Linked DNA regions of Homo sapiens: region 1 is linked to region 2. A link is an interaction called in ENCODE POLR2A ChIA-PET data of the cell type or tissue named here. Cell type or tissue: MCF 10A. All regions are shown on one strand. Each heading gives the region's core, and the rest is flanking DNA. Links, peaks and the distances in the headings are about the cores only.

Region 1 (7,022 bases), core at 1,057-6,056, 80 kb before region 2:
TTAGGAAGCCACAGACTGTTTGGGGATATTTTTGGAGAAAATCTCATATCACCCCACAGCTTTCTGTCATCTCCAGTCTCTGAATCATGCTCTCCTGCCTCCAAAGCCCAAGACATTCCTTTCTACACCAAAAGGGCAGTTTGGTCTCCACCTTCTAACATATGCTATCATTTCCTTAGGGTTATGGTTTATGATGTCTTCTTATGCTACAGTGTAAGCTCCAGAAGGGCAGAGGTCTTTGTTTTATTTTCTAATATACTGAAGATGTTTACAACAGTGCTTGGCTTATAGTAGGTACTAATAAATATTTATTGCAATGGAGTGAACAAAAAAAAAGATTGTTCAATATGTTGCGTGCTGCAGAAAATTCAAGTAGGAAGAGAACTGAGAGAAGACCCCTGATGTTAGCATAGGGAGTTGCTGGTGACTTTAGAGAGAGTAATTTCAGTAGAGTGTGTTGTGGAAGGAAGCCAAAATGAAATGTTATTATTATTGTTATTTTAAATTCACTTTTTGGAAAAGATGATGAGGCATATGGTTTTGGGAGGTAAGGAAATAAGGCCACAAGGTTAGACTCATCTTCTGTATAATATTTTGTTCATTTATTATGTTGGCTGATGGAGGTTGAAATATATTGGCCTTTATTTGGTGAGATGTTGGCTCCAGTGAAAATGTGCCCGGCAATAATCATCTAGATTCTCAAAAGGGTATTCCATTTTGCATAAGAGAAATGGAGACAAAATACAAATGAGCAGGAAGGAAATTTCCAGTTTCATTGGATAAATAAGTCACAGAATATTTTGTTAATATATGTAGACGTAGACATTTAGGGGTCAGGTTTCTTCTAGAAATATTTTAGTGCTTGCTGACATGAAACTGCTCTTTCTTCTTTGCTCCACACCCCCACAGGGCTGTGTTATGTGTCAGGTGTTGTTTGGCATCACTATAAGTCATGTTCCCACTCCTTGGAAAGCACTTCTTCTAGGAGAATTTATGAACAGTGCCAGAGCTGATCTGCATCTCAACTGGTCATTGTTTTTCTTTGTTGTTCTCAGAGGCATGGACAGAGGATTCTCTGAAGTCATCCTGACTGAAACAGCAGATTGATAATTAATTCACTTGTGGCTGGGCAGAGTGGCTCACGCCTGTAATCCCAGCACTTTGGGAGGTCGAGGTGGGTGGATGGATCACTTGAGGCCAGGAGTTCGAGACCAGCCTGGCCAACATGGTGAAACTCTGTCTCAGCAAAAAAATACAAAAAAATTAGCCAGATGTGATGGTGTGCACCTATAGTCCCAGCTACTCGGGAGGCTGAGGCACGAGACTCACTTGAACACAGGATGCAAAGATTGCAGTGAGTGGAGATTGCACCACTGCACTCCAGCCTGGGCAACAGAGCGAGACTCTGTCTCAAAAAACAAAACAAAACAAAAAAGAGAATTAATTCACTTGTGACCAGGGTGTCCCGACCTTACCATCTATACCTACAAAAATTTAAATTTCCTTTTAAATATAAAATTGTGGTAGCTGGTACTTCCTCCTCTTGGTCTGGTGATTGGAGACTGTCCTCTGGCCTATCCGAGGGTCCCCAGGGCCATCTTAAGTGAAAGCAAGATGAGTCCTTTGTGTTCTGCTGCCCCAGGCTCCTTGATGCCCAGGCACATTGCTGTTGGTGACACTTGAGAGGTCACCCCGCTGCTAAGCACAGCTATCTCCTTGGGCACTGCTACTGCTCCCACCACTTTGGCCTGAGGGAAGTGGACATTGTTCTCTGCTATTCAGGCCCCAGAATGGGAAGACCCCCTAGGTTGTCATAACGTAGAATACACCCTGCTGTAACTTTTAGCAAGTATTTACTCCATGTAAAAATAATAGAAAGTTCAACAGTGAGAAGAAGTTAACTAACAGAAGATGTGGCTATCCTTAGTGCTTATGGGCTTAGAACATCATATCTTAGGTTGGATTTCCCAGAAGCTGACTTGGAGGGAAGGAGTGAACAGCAAGTGGTTCACTTGAAGGATGATCCCAGGAAGCATTGGCAAGGGAATGGAGGCCTTCAGGGAAGGAAAGGAAATCTAGATAGGAGACGTCAATCAGAAGATTACCACTGTGGGCAACTGGGGCTCAATCCCACTGGGAACCTGTGAGAAATAGTATAGAGCTTCCCTGACCTATAAGATGGTAGCCACTAGCCACTTGTGACCCCTGAGCATTTGAAATATAGCTAGTAAGAATTGAGTTGCACTCCAAATGTAAAATACACATTGGATTTCTAACAGTATATATATATATATATATATATATATATATATATATATATATATATATATATACTGTTAGAAATTATATATATAATGTAAAACATCTTATTGATTATTTTTTATATTGATTACCACATTGATATAATATTTTAGGTAGACAAGGTTCAACAAATGTATTAATATTAAAATTAATTTCACCTGTTTCATTTTGCTTTTTAAAACTGTGGCTACTAGAAAATGTGAAATTACATATGTGACTCTCAGCATATTCCTAGTGGACAGAGCTGGTATAGAACATCCTCAGAATTGTCCCACCCTGGTACATATCCCAAGATCCAGGTTCCCCACTCAACTCTGCAGCAGGACGTCCACAGTTCAGCCCAGACTCTGCTGAACCAAGCCAAGTCCAGCTACTTTTCCTGCTTTCTCCTCCATGTGAGGTCCACATGTCTGTCCTGTAGCCCAGCAAGGAATCATGTGAACGAGAACACACAACTCCACAATAACAAGGCTTATATACAGGCGCAATACCTGATCCTATATATGAAGTGGGTTAATGTTTTAAATAATTCACTCTGTGTTCTTACCCACCCGCAGCCTGCACACCTCTTCCAGCTTTGTGCTCTCTGATTTTCTTCACTTGCACTCTAATGATCTTCCTCCCAGCCCAGAAAACTCGATATGAGTTATCATTGCTTTAGGGGAAGGATGTCGCTCTTGAAGCAGAGAATTAGCCAAATTTATAGTGTTTAAGTTCAAAAGTCACCAGTGCAGGTATAAGACAGAAACAGCCTGCTGCATAACTGCAAAATTGCAAAGAAAGCTTTGCTCTCCAGACTAAGGAGTCCACAGACTGGGGGATAGGGAGATGCTAAGGACCCCAAGGGCAGAAGGAGAGATAGTTGTCCTCTATGGACTGTAGCCCATAAGCTCTATACTCCTGGAGACCCCCACTGGTCCTGAGGACCTAGATTAGATGTCTCATTTGCCTGTGGTGAACATTGCTCATGGCCTGCAGTCACAGTGATGACTAGCAAGGCCCAAAGACAACCACCTGTTCCCTAGGGCTTTGTTCAGCCCTCTGCCCCTCACACACCACGTGAAAAGTCCCTGCTTCCAACGGTCCAGGGCACTTAGAAGCCCCAGGATTGAAGACTTGGTCTCCTAGAGGGTCTTCATGGAATAGTACCCGGGCAAGATGGGACCAGACAGAACTGGCCCCAAACCTCTCAATAAGTCAAGGCAGTGGTGGACACATTGGGTCACATATTCTCATATTCTTCAGGTAGGAATATGTCTCCAAAGGAGACATCATCTTTGGAAATGTGTCTCTGTCCATAGCTAAACCAATTTCTTACTTTAATGTGCAGAGCCACATCTCTCTTTGAAGCCACATTATTTTATGCCCATCTTCCTCCCATCTCTCTTCCAGTCCATCAACAGGATTCCCTCAACAGAGGAACAGTTTCTTTTTTTTTTTGAGACGGAGTCAAGCTCTGTCACCCAGGCTGGAGTGCAGTGGCACGATCTCGGCTCACTGCAAGCTCCGCCTCCCGGGTTCACGCCATTTTCCTGCCTCAGCCTCCCCAGTAGCTGGGACTACAGGTGCCTGCCACTAAGCCTGGCTAATTTTTTGTATTTTTAGTAGAGATGGGGTTTCACCATGTTAGCCAGGATGGTCTCTATCTCCTGACCTCATGATCTGCCCGCCTTGGCCTCCCAAAGGAACAGTTTCTTAAACATAAATTCGGTTGAAAATTACCAAGTATTAAAAAAAACAGGGTATGATCTCACCTAGTGTCACCTTATAACACATACACCTGGGCTATAAAGTCAGAAAACCAATGGAATGAGTCAGAAATAGTCATCGCAGGAGGCATAAGGCTGCTTGAGCTGGCTTCATAATTACCCACAGAGAGGTGTGTTTGGGTTGCATTCAGAATATACTCTATCTTGTTTTGTTAAAGTGGTTGGACTTAAGTGGATACATTCCAAGAGTTTTCTCAGGCCCTGACATCGATGAAAGAGGAAGATGGAAAGCTGCCCACAGGATTTCTGCAGCATTTGGCTTCCTTAGGCCAATGTAGACATTAAAACATTGCTCTGTCATTGACCCACGACCTCTGTTTTAGCTTCCCTAACACTGGAAACAAGTGTTTAATGCCCTTAGTGACCCAGCAAATATTTCAGAGGGCAGCCTCTTATATTTTATGCTTCCACTGCCAGGTGATTGTGGGCTAATGACAGAAAAGACAAATGGAAAACATCTGGACATTTAAAGGGCAATGATAATAAACTGCTTCTCAGATATTGGAGTCTGAGCACACCATCTGTTGACTAAGGTAAAGATGGTAAATGTTTTTGGGGTGATCCCCAACTACATACCCCTTTTTCTGAACCCTGTATCAGCTGCCACACCTATACAGTGTGACCCTCTTCCCTTCATAGTTGAGTGGACAAGATGTAGACACTGGACCCAAGCTGGACTCACCAGGTTTTCCCTTGTGGAATTGGGAAATGGGCCTCTGAGGTTCTTGAGCAGCATGTTTGGCTCCTGTGCACAGATCTGCAGTGAGAGAGCAGGAAATGGATGCACAGAGGAGAGATGAGGACAGTGCAGCTGGCAGAGCAGCAGCGCGGCAGCCCCTGGCCCCTGGCTGGCCAAGTCTGGCTCTCTCCTGAGGTCTTGTAGTGCCACGTGTTTCCAGGTGCCATGACATATCAACAGTAGCCCTCACCTCTGCTTAAATACCTGTGGGTGTCTGTGAAACGTATGTTCCCTGCCATCCTTTCAGAAGCTCAGTCTGTACAGTGAACACAGGTGGTGTGGCTGGAACCATTTCTAGAAGGGCTCTGCACGTGAGCATCACCACTTTCCTGACGGTGTTCTTTTGTATCTTGAACTGTTCTCCCAGTAAAGATGTCTTCTGGGCCCTGCAGTCCATGTTAAAGAGCCAGGTAGACAGGTCAGCAAAGGACAGAAGAACAGCTTCTTTTTTGTCTGTGGTGGTCTACATTTTAAGGTGTCAATTCAAGTGGGCAAAAGGGAGAGGAGAGCCTGCCTACCTTTCTCTCTTTCTCTGTTTATTCATTCAATGGACTCTTTTTTTTTTTTTTTTTTGAGATGGAGTTTCGTTCTTGTTGCCCAGGCTGGAGTGCAATGGTGTGATCTCAGCTAACTGCAACCTCCACCTCCCGGGTTCAAGCAATTCTCCTGCCTCAGCCTCCCAAGTAGCTGGGATTACAGGCATGCACCACCATGCCCAGCTAATTTTGTATTTTTAGTAGAGACAGGGTTTCTCCATGTTGGTCAGGCTGGTCTCGAACTCCCGACCTCAGGTGATCCACCTGCCTCAGCCTCCCAAAGTGCTGGGATTACAGGCATAAGCCATCGTGCCCGGCCTTTTTTTTTTGGAGACTGAGTTTCACTCTTGTTGCCCAGGCTGCAGTGCAGTGGCATGATCTCAGCTCACTGCAACCTCCACCTCCTGGATTCAAGCGATTCTCCCGCCTCAGCCTCCCAAGTAGCTGGGATTACAGGCACCCAACACCATGCCCGGCTAATTTTGTATTTTTAGTAGAGATGGGGTTTCACCATGTTGGTCAGGCTCATCTCAAACTCCTGTTCTCAGGTGATCCACTGGCCTTGGTCTCCCAAAGTGCTGGGACTACAGGAGTGAGCCACTGCACCCAGCCTCAATTGACTCTTGTTAGGCACTTATCATGTGCTAGGCACTATTTAAGATCCTAAAACTATTGTACCTCATGGAGCTTACATCATAGTGGAGGGAGTCAGACAATAAATAAACATACAGTTAAATAATTTCAGATCACAAACAGCTATGAAGTAAATAAAACAGGAAAGTAAAATAGAGAATGACTGTGTGGTGGCTTCTTTAAGAAGGATGTCAGGAAAGGACATTCTGAGGGGGTGATGCTGAATGGACATAGGAATGAGAGAGAGAGGAGGAGCCGACCACAGAGAAACATGTAGGAGCAGCTTTCTAGAGGGAGTGCCAGCATATTCAAGGGTGCTGGAACCTGTCTCCCTTCTGGCCTCCCTTGCTTCTTTCTTTTCCTTTACCTTTTCTCAAATACTAACTGAGCTGGCACTAAGAGTCAGGAGCTAACTGAAATGGATCAAAAGAAGAATAGAACACAGGCCTTTTTTTCTCTTTTCTTTTTTTGAGATGAGGGCCCCACTATGTTGCCAAGGCTGGTTTTGAACACCTGGCCTCAAGTGATTGGCCTCTTGAGTAGCTCGGATTATAGGCGTGAGCCATCATAACTGGCTAGGACAGAGTTTTTGCCTTGGAGAAATTCACAGAGCAGGGAAGGAGAAAGACAAGTCATTAAAATATAGATGGTTGTACTTAGTAGAAGGAAGCATAAAGTGTTATTGGGAAGACCATGGAAGCATAGACTGCCTGCTGGGTTCTCCTAAACACCTGACCAGCAGCTGGGTCCTCAGAGGAGAAGGCTGAGTCTCTGAAGAATCAGAAAGCTCCATTTCTTTCCAATGTAATGCTCTCTACCTTAGGAGCCTTCAAAAATTCTGCAGAGTGGGGAGCTTCTTTGACCAATCCAGCAAAGCACACACACCAAACACTAATGGGAAAATGGAAAACTGGAATTGATTCAAGTCGCTGAGAAAACAGGAAAGGTGGCTTTTATTTGGAGGACCAGGATGCAGACATAAAATACACACACACACGCACACACACTCTCAGAGGACTGAAGGCAAAAGAAGGAGTTGGCAGT
Region 2 (7,022 bases), core at 1,255-6,254:
GATTTTTGTCTTGAGCAATTGAGTGGATAGGTGTACTGATTTCTAATATGAAAAATTCCAGGGAGAGGAGCAAGGCTGGAGAGAAAAAATTGAAGAACTGTGTGGCCATGCTGAGTTTGAAATGACTTCTAGATATTCAGATGGAGAGATCAAGGGGAGTAGTCAGAACCAGAAATAAAAATTGGGAGTCAATGATACAAAAAGTTACTTAAATCTAAGAGATATCAGAAGAGCTAACTCAAACCATGATCTGCAGGAAGTGATGTGAGGAAACTTGCCTTGTCCATTAATATTAACAATACTATTCTAACAAAAAGACTCCAGGAGACATTGCTCATTCATTACTGTTGCGAAGTTTGGTAGCTGTTTGCAGCAATGGATGCAAAAATCCCCCTTTGGCAGGAAGAGCTACTTAACGTACATTCATTATGATTGCACCAATGCCATCTAGATCAAAGGTCTGGAAACAAATAAATGGATTGTAATGAACTTTCCAGAGGTAACAGGTAGTGAAGTCATCAAGTGCTACTTCTTGCCACTTGCTTGTACATTTTCTTGTTAAATTCAGTTTTGTAGATGCTATAAAACATAGCAGTAAAGCTGGGCACAGCAGCACATGTCTGAAGCCTCACTACTTGGGAGGCTGAGGTAGGGAGATCCTTTGAGGCCAGGAGTTTGAGGCTGCAGTGCACTATGTTCACACCTGTGAATAGCCACTGCACTCCAGCCTGGGCAACACAGTAATACTCTACCTCAAACAACAACAAAAAACAACCATACCAGTAGCATAAGATTTTATTATTTCAGAAATCAATTTTGAAATTATGATCACTTGAATTGGAGACAAGCTGAAGTGCATTAAGCAAATCAATAGTGTAGGCAAGGCTATATAGCAAGAACAACTTTCAAACACATTTCAGATCAGTCAGTCCAAAATACATTCACACTGTATAGCACCATAGGACTAAATGAAAGTTTGCTGTGCTAATTAAAACACATTCATATTCACTTATTCAAGTAGGTCCCCTAAATATCTGAACTGAGAAACACTTCATTAGTATATCCTCAATGATTGCTGCATAAGTAAGGCTGCATTTCTTTTAAAAATATTGTATTTGCTAATTTTTCACCAATTGTGGAGCTTTCTCAACAGCTGGTACAAGTTGGTGCTTTTTTGACTGTTCTACATTGCCCTGGGTTTGAGCATGATATGCAAGATGGTTTTTGGAACACTGGGATGATTTCTGGGGGGGAATTTTGCTGCTTTTTTTTTCCTTCCTAGTCCTTAGCTTTTTTGTGTGTTATTAAAGCCTTCATTAGAGATGGTTGTGAAAGGCCCTAGTCAGGATAAGCAGAGTGCATAGTAATTAATTCTGAGAAGCTGCCTTCTGATTCCAGGCTGAAGCATGGCAAATGATTTTGTAAATATTCACCCTTTGTCATATGTTCATACATTTGCTTCTCTGGGAACTTGTTTAAAATATGTTAGTGAAAAAACACCAGCTGAGTATTTGGATGCTTATAAATATTAAGTAAAGGCTCATTTCCAACCATAGTTGTACAAAATGGCTAGTTTCAAGAAATTGTCCTAGGTTTTGATAACTGTCCGTGTTCTAACATTGTGTTAAAAAATAGTGAATTTTTCTTCACTATTATCAAATCTGGGCATCCTCAGCTGGAAAAGACTGGAACAGTTCAATAGTATTTTCCTAATAGAAACATTCCGGTCAATATTCTACCAAGGAAAACTAATTATCATCTAGCTAATGAGTTTTGCCTTTCCTAAATTACTTTAAAAAATATGGTAAGCCATATTTTTCTTGCCATTATAGTTTTTTTCTCCTTTTAAAAAAGTTATTTTTTACTTCTAATTTATCACTAAATATTAACTAATTTTTAAGTAAAACACTCATTGGAGGAATAACCATTAGGAATATAACACAGAAGGTACTTCATATCTGGTTTTGAGTAATACTCAAAGTACGATAACCTCAACACCATCTAGATTCTCTTCCTATGAGGCAGAGTATAATGAAATTAGATTCTCATAAATGTCATTGCCCCCTATTTACTGTCTTTTTCCTTGAACCAAGGCAGAGCTGGCTAGGATCCATTGTCTCTCAAGCAGATTTATTATAGATCGGGTGCATTCCATTTCAGAACAGGAATGTGCGTGTTATGAAATGTACAAAGCCTACAGTTGAACAAAGCACACAATCTGTCGGCAAAAAACCACTATTAGTTTAATAGTGGGTATAGTTAGTAAAATTTTTCTGATGTATCTTAACTAAATTTAATATTACATAAGTTGATATTCAAATCTTGAAATAAGTCCCTAGTGAACACAGTTCTGTTTATGCTGTCAAAACTAAATGCATTTCAGTATTATGCAAATATATAAGTGAAGTATTTCTTATTGACGTTATATAGTTAGCTAGATTTTTCTTGTTGCTTCACTTCCTCCTGGATAGTACCACAGGAACTTTGAAAAGTAAATTAACTCTTTCAGGTCTTCAGGGCACAATGTAACATACTTTAGTGCTCAATGTCATTTAGAATCTGTGCAGTGAACTAAAGAGTATCTGATATGGTTTGGCTCTGTGTTCCCAACCAAATCTCATCTCAAATTGTAATCTCCATGTCCCACATATCAAAGGAGGGACCTGTTATCTCCAAGCATTGAGGGAGGGAGATGATTGGATCATGGGGGTGGTTTCCCCCATGCTTTTCTCGTGACAATGAGTGAGTTCTCACGAGATCTGATGGTTTTATAAGTGTTTAACAGTTCCTCCTTCACACACTCTCTCTCTTTCCTGTTACCTTGTGAAGAAGATACTTGCTTCTCCTTAGCCTTCTGCCATGATTTCAAATTGCCTGAGACCTCCCCAGTCATGCGGAACTGTGAATCAAATAAATCTCTTTCCTGTATAAATTACCCAGTCTTGGGTAGTATCTTTATAGCAGTGTGAAAATAGACTAATACAGTATCCTTATAAATACCCAGGGAGAAACTAAGAGACAGCTCTAAGAACAAAAAGAATGTGGGTAAATTTAGCAGTTAAAAGACACAAAAAACTAGGATTGCAACTATTTTTTTTTAAGTATGCCTGTTAAGTATACCTCTTAAGACTTAAAGGAAATATGCAAAAATGCAAAGAGCTGTGGTTGGTTGGTGGAAAATGGTTGATGTGACACTGGTGGAAGAAGTTAAGAGATACTTGGGACCCCAAAGCCTGAATATTTAAAACTTCATCTACTACCTACAATTCCAGTAACCATTGCTCATTCTGGTTCACAAGGCAGGGGGCACAGCTTGTCAGTGCGTACTTTCCATTACTCTAAACATCCAAATACTAACGTGACTCTAGATAGGGGAGACTGGACCACTGGAAGCTGTATTACCAGAGTCTTTTTTGCTTGGGTTATCCACCCCTGGTTCACCTGTGGTCTACTCCATCCAGGCTCTCACTGTTGGAGTCCCCATACTTCCCTGGGCTATTATTTTAGACTGAACTCAAAACAGCCCCAGACCAACTTTTTCTCCTACATGACCCATTTCTAGTCCATGCAAACACTTGCACATCCTTTGTTTACAAACTCTGGCAGTGCAGCTATGACCAACACAGTAGCACTTTCTTGGCTTCCTACCTAACCTGTTAGTCACCAGCTGCTAATCCTCTGTATCTCCCAGACACCTATCCTTGGTGTTTCCAAACTGCAAAAATATATTTAATCTCTCTGAGAGGTTTATTTAAAGCCCACTCTCCCTGGACTTGAAGTGAAAAAGGTAACATATCCCATCCCACAAATTTAATGTAGAGAAATTAGAAAGTATAGATAAGTCAAATAGAACCATTAAAAATCTTTGTAATCCCAACACCCATGCATAGATAACACTTACTGTTAATAATCTATCACACAAACTTCAACACATTCCTATTAAGTATTTTTATGAGAATTTTTTTTTTGCTCATACTGTTATAAAATTATACTATAAGCACAAACATAGTTAAATAGAACACAGGGTACTATTATAAACCAATTTAAAAATAAATTCATACTATTTAAATTGAGATTGCTTTAAATTAGATTTTCTGAAAAAAATTATCTTCTGAAAACAGTCTTTTGTTGTTAGGTAACTGCAAATAAAATAAGTAAAGCTCCTTGTATTGAATTTTAGAGTACTTCAAGACCTAACCCAAAGCAGAGATACAGACTTTTATGGTGGTAATATAATTTGAGAACTTTATAAAACATTTAAATATTTAAAGAAATACTCAAGGATCAATTAGGATAGGTGTTAAAATTTGAGGATAAAAAGCTACATCACAATTCACAGTGTTTCTTCTCTAAATATGCATGAATCAACCAGAGATAGAACAAAATAAAAATATTTAGCTGCCAAAAAGAAGTTGTTCTGAGACATCAGTACAGGTTTTCTTCTGTGATGATATCAAGTTGGTCTTGCAGCAAATGTTGAGAAAGTAACTTTACAACTGCAAAATAATCATTGGATGTTGCACAGAGAGAGGTCCCTCTGTTCTCTGTGGATATACAGAGCAAACCCAGAATGCACCTGGTCAACTCGAGCCCTCATTATCTTGAAGACACCTGATATTCCATAAGACTAGATGAGGCTGCCAGCTCCTTGTCCACACTGACTACATGCCATGTACCCCATTTTATAACTAAAAAGGATTTAAAATTCATGAAGCTTGTTGAAAGCTCAACTGTCACATTCTACTCATTCCAAAGTGTATGGGAAAAAGAGCAGAACAGACATTTCAACTGAAGCCATTATTGTGCTTGAATAGCCATATTCCATTAAATTGCTAATAAACCTACTAGACGGTGTTGATCACATCAGCCATACAGTTGCATTCCTTTCCTTTATACCAACTTGCCCAGTTTCATTCTATGCAGTATTACTCTTTCTGTGCCCTTTATTCCAAGGTTGCCCAGAATTCAAAGCACTTATTCAGTAAGTTTGTAATCCAGTTTAGTATGCTATTAACAGAATTCTTTAGAGGAGATCATGGAAAAAGAAACTCAAACTCATTTTTGGGTCAATGACCAACCTTAAGGGAAACACGTATTAAACCAGTTTAAAGAAAAAGGTCAGGATCCATGAGGTATTAAGGAAAAAAGGGAAGAAAAAACATTCATTTCCACAATTTTCCAACATTCCTTAAAAATAAAAACAAGCCCAAGCATGGAATGGCAAGGCCCTGGTGCCCCTGTACTAATGGTGGTGGACAATACTGCTATTCATAGGAAGTGAGAAAGCAAAGGTTTTTCCTCAACACCAGGGAAGTTTTGGCTTCCCTTACCTTCATTTATTCTGGGGTTCAAATTGGAACCTTATAAATCTTAAGTTTGCCTCTCAAAGCAAACAATAATGTACAATGGATTAAATGCTTTAAAGTTTGCTTTTTAATAGCATAACTAATTAACTGCCTCTATTGTAAATGGCTTATTAAGCCACTCCTATTAGGGTGTTAACTACTGAAAATATGTAAAGCTGAATAGATACCGTATGGAATTAGGCATTTAAAAATAACTAGTGCACTATTTACACTACCTGCCTGATGAGTAGTTTATCCCCCATTTAGATATTAACTGAAAATATGTAATGGAAAACAAATAAAGGAAACAGATGTCTTAACTTTAAAATTCTTTCATCAAACAGCAGTTATTTTCTTATAATTTTTAAATTCTATATCCATCTTAGAGCTTTAGAAGAAAGTCTAGGTCTCTCCAAATTCAGGGTACTAAACGCTTGCCTCCATCCAGGCAGTTTTCCAGTGAGCAGAGTTGGAGAAGCTTTTCTTTTCACAGGGTAACTTGTTTGGAATAAGCTGTCTGTGTATCCAGAATGGTCTTTTTTTTTTTAGCAAAATCAAGCTGGAGAAAAGTGAAATTCACTCCCTGGATTACCTTATGATTATGAAAATATTTGTGTCTATTTTTTGAGTTCCCAAGATTAGGCAAAATAAAGTGTTTTTTTTTTTTTCCTGCAGCTTCCCTGCTGAAATACCTTAGTGAGAATGCATAAAAACCAACTCTAAATGATGCACAAAGCCACCGAGAGTAAGTGTTAAAGCAACAATAATGTGATTCAACACAAATAAGTAATAGCCCCAATACAAAAAGCTGCAAAATTACAGTAATTTTACAATCCATCTGAAGTAGCAAAACACATTGTTACTTTACCAAATATTAAGTGATCACCTAATGTATGTCAAAGCTACATGCAGATATATGTGTGGTAAATTTCTGGACTGGAGAATTAAATGAAAAGAAACTAGCACAGGATATTTAGTTCACAGAATCATGAAATGTAAAACTCACAAGAGACATTTGTGGTCATACAGCTCAGGTGACCAACTCCCAGTAGGTTGGCATGACTCTCCCCTGCCACAGAGGCAGAAGCAGGATTAGAACCCAAGTCCCCTTGTTTACGGTTTAACAAGATTCCTGATAAACTAAAAATGGTTTTGATATGAAAAGCCAATGTTAAGACTATGAATAGAAAGCTGTTTCTACTTTTAAAGTTTTAGAATCATTAATACATTATTAATTATATATACATATATATTTAAATTGTCTTCTAGACTCCAAGCATAAATTAACAGATTTCATTTAAAGTTTTCATATTGGCTGGGATTTCATCATTTCATGGCATCAAATGAGGAGCCATCTGCCATCTAACCAAACCCAAAGGCCACAGAATAAATGTGGCCTGGCACTGAAAAACAAGAGTGAAGACCATGGTACTCTGATATTAGGCAGGCAGGTACATTTTTAGACGTTTCCATACAATTCAAAGTTAATGGTCTAGGTGTTTTTCAATTGGTATTGATGAGGAAAATGTAAAAATCAAAGTGATTTACAATGTCTGCCAGATTTTCCTTCACAGATTCTTTTAGGAAGCAAAACATCTTTCTCTTTCCTTCTCCCCCTCATCCCCCCACCCCCATACAAGTAGACACACACACACATTCAGTAAAATTTTTGAGTAA

What was found. Peaks named below come from ENCODE experiments on the same cell type or tissue, not always from the same donor. Only the 100,000 strongest peaks of a DNase experiment are listed, where the experiment ranks them.
Region 1: POLR2A ChIA-PET joins it to region 2 with 7 read pairs; 3 of 35 experiments call an interaction of 5 or more read pairs at or near these places.

What each region holds. Positions count from the first base shown.
Region 1 is chr1:85,290,948-85,297,969 of GRCh38, forward strand. No RefSeq gene overlaps it. Among named protein-coding and RNA genes, the nearest start is that of BCL10, 18 kb to the left of the region's middle. In MCF 10A, for the core only: no CTCF peak of the experiment used is centred there; a DNase peak (open chromatin) is centred at 4,144.
Region 2 is chr1:85,370,746-85,377,767 of GRCh38, forward strand. All of the region lies in intron 1 of DDAH1 (dimethylarginine dimethylaminohydrolase 1), which reads right to left. Among named protein-coding and RNA genes, the nearest start is that of DDAH1, 91 kb to the right of the region's middle. In MCF 10A, for the core only: no CTCF peak of the experiment used is centred there; a DNase peak (open chromatin) is centred at 3,636.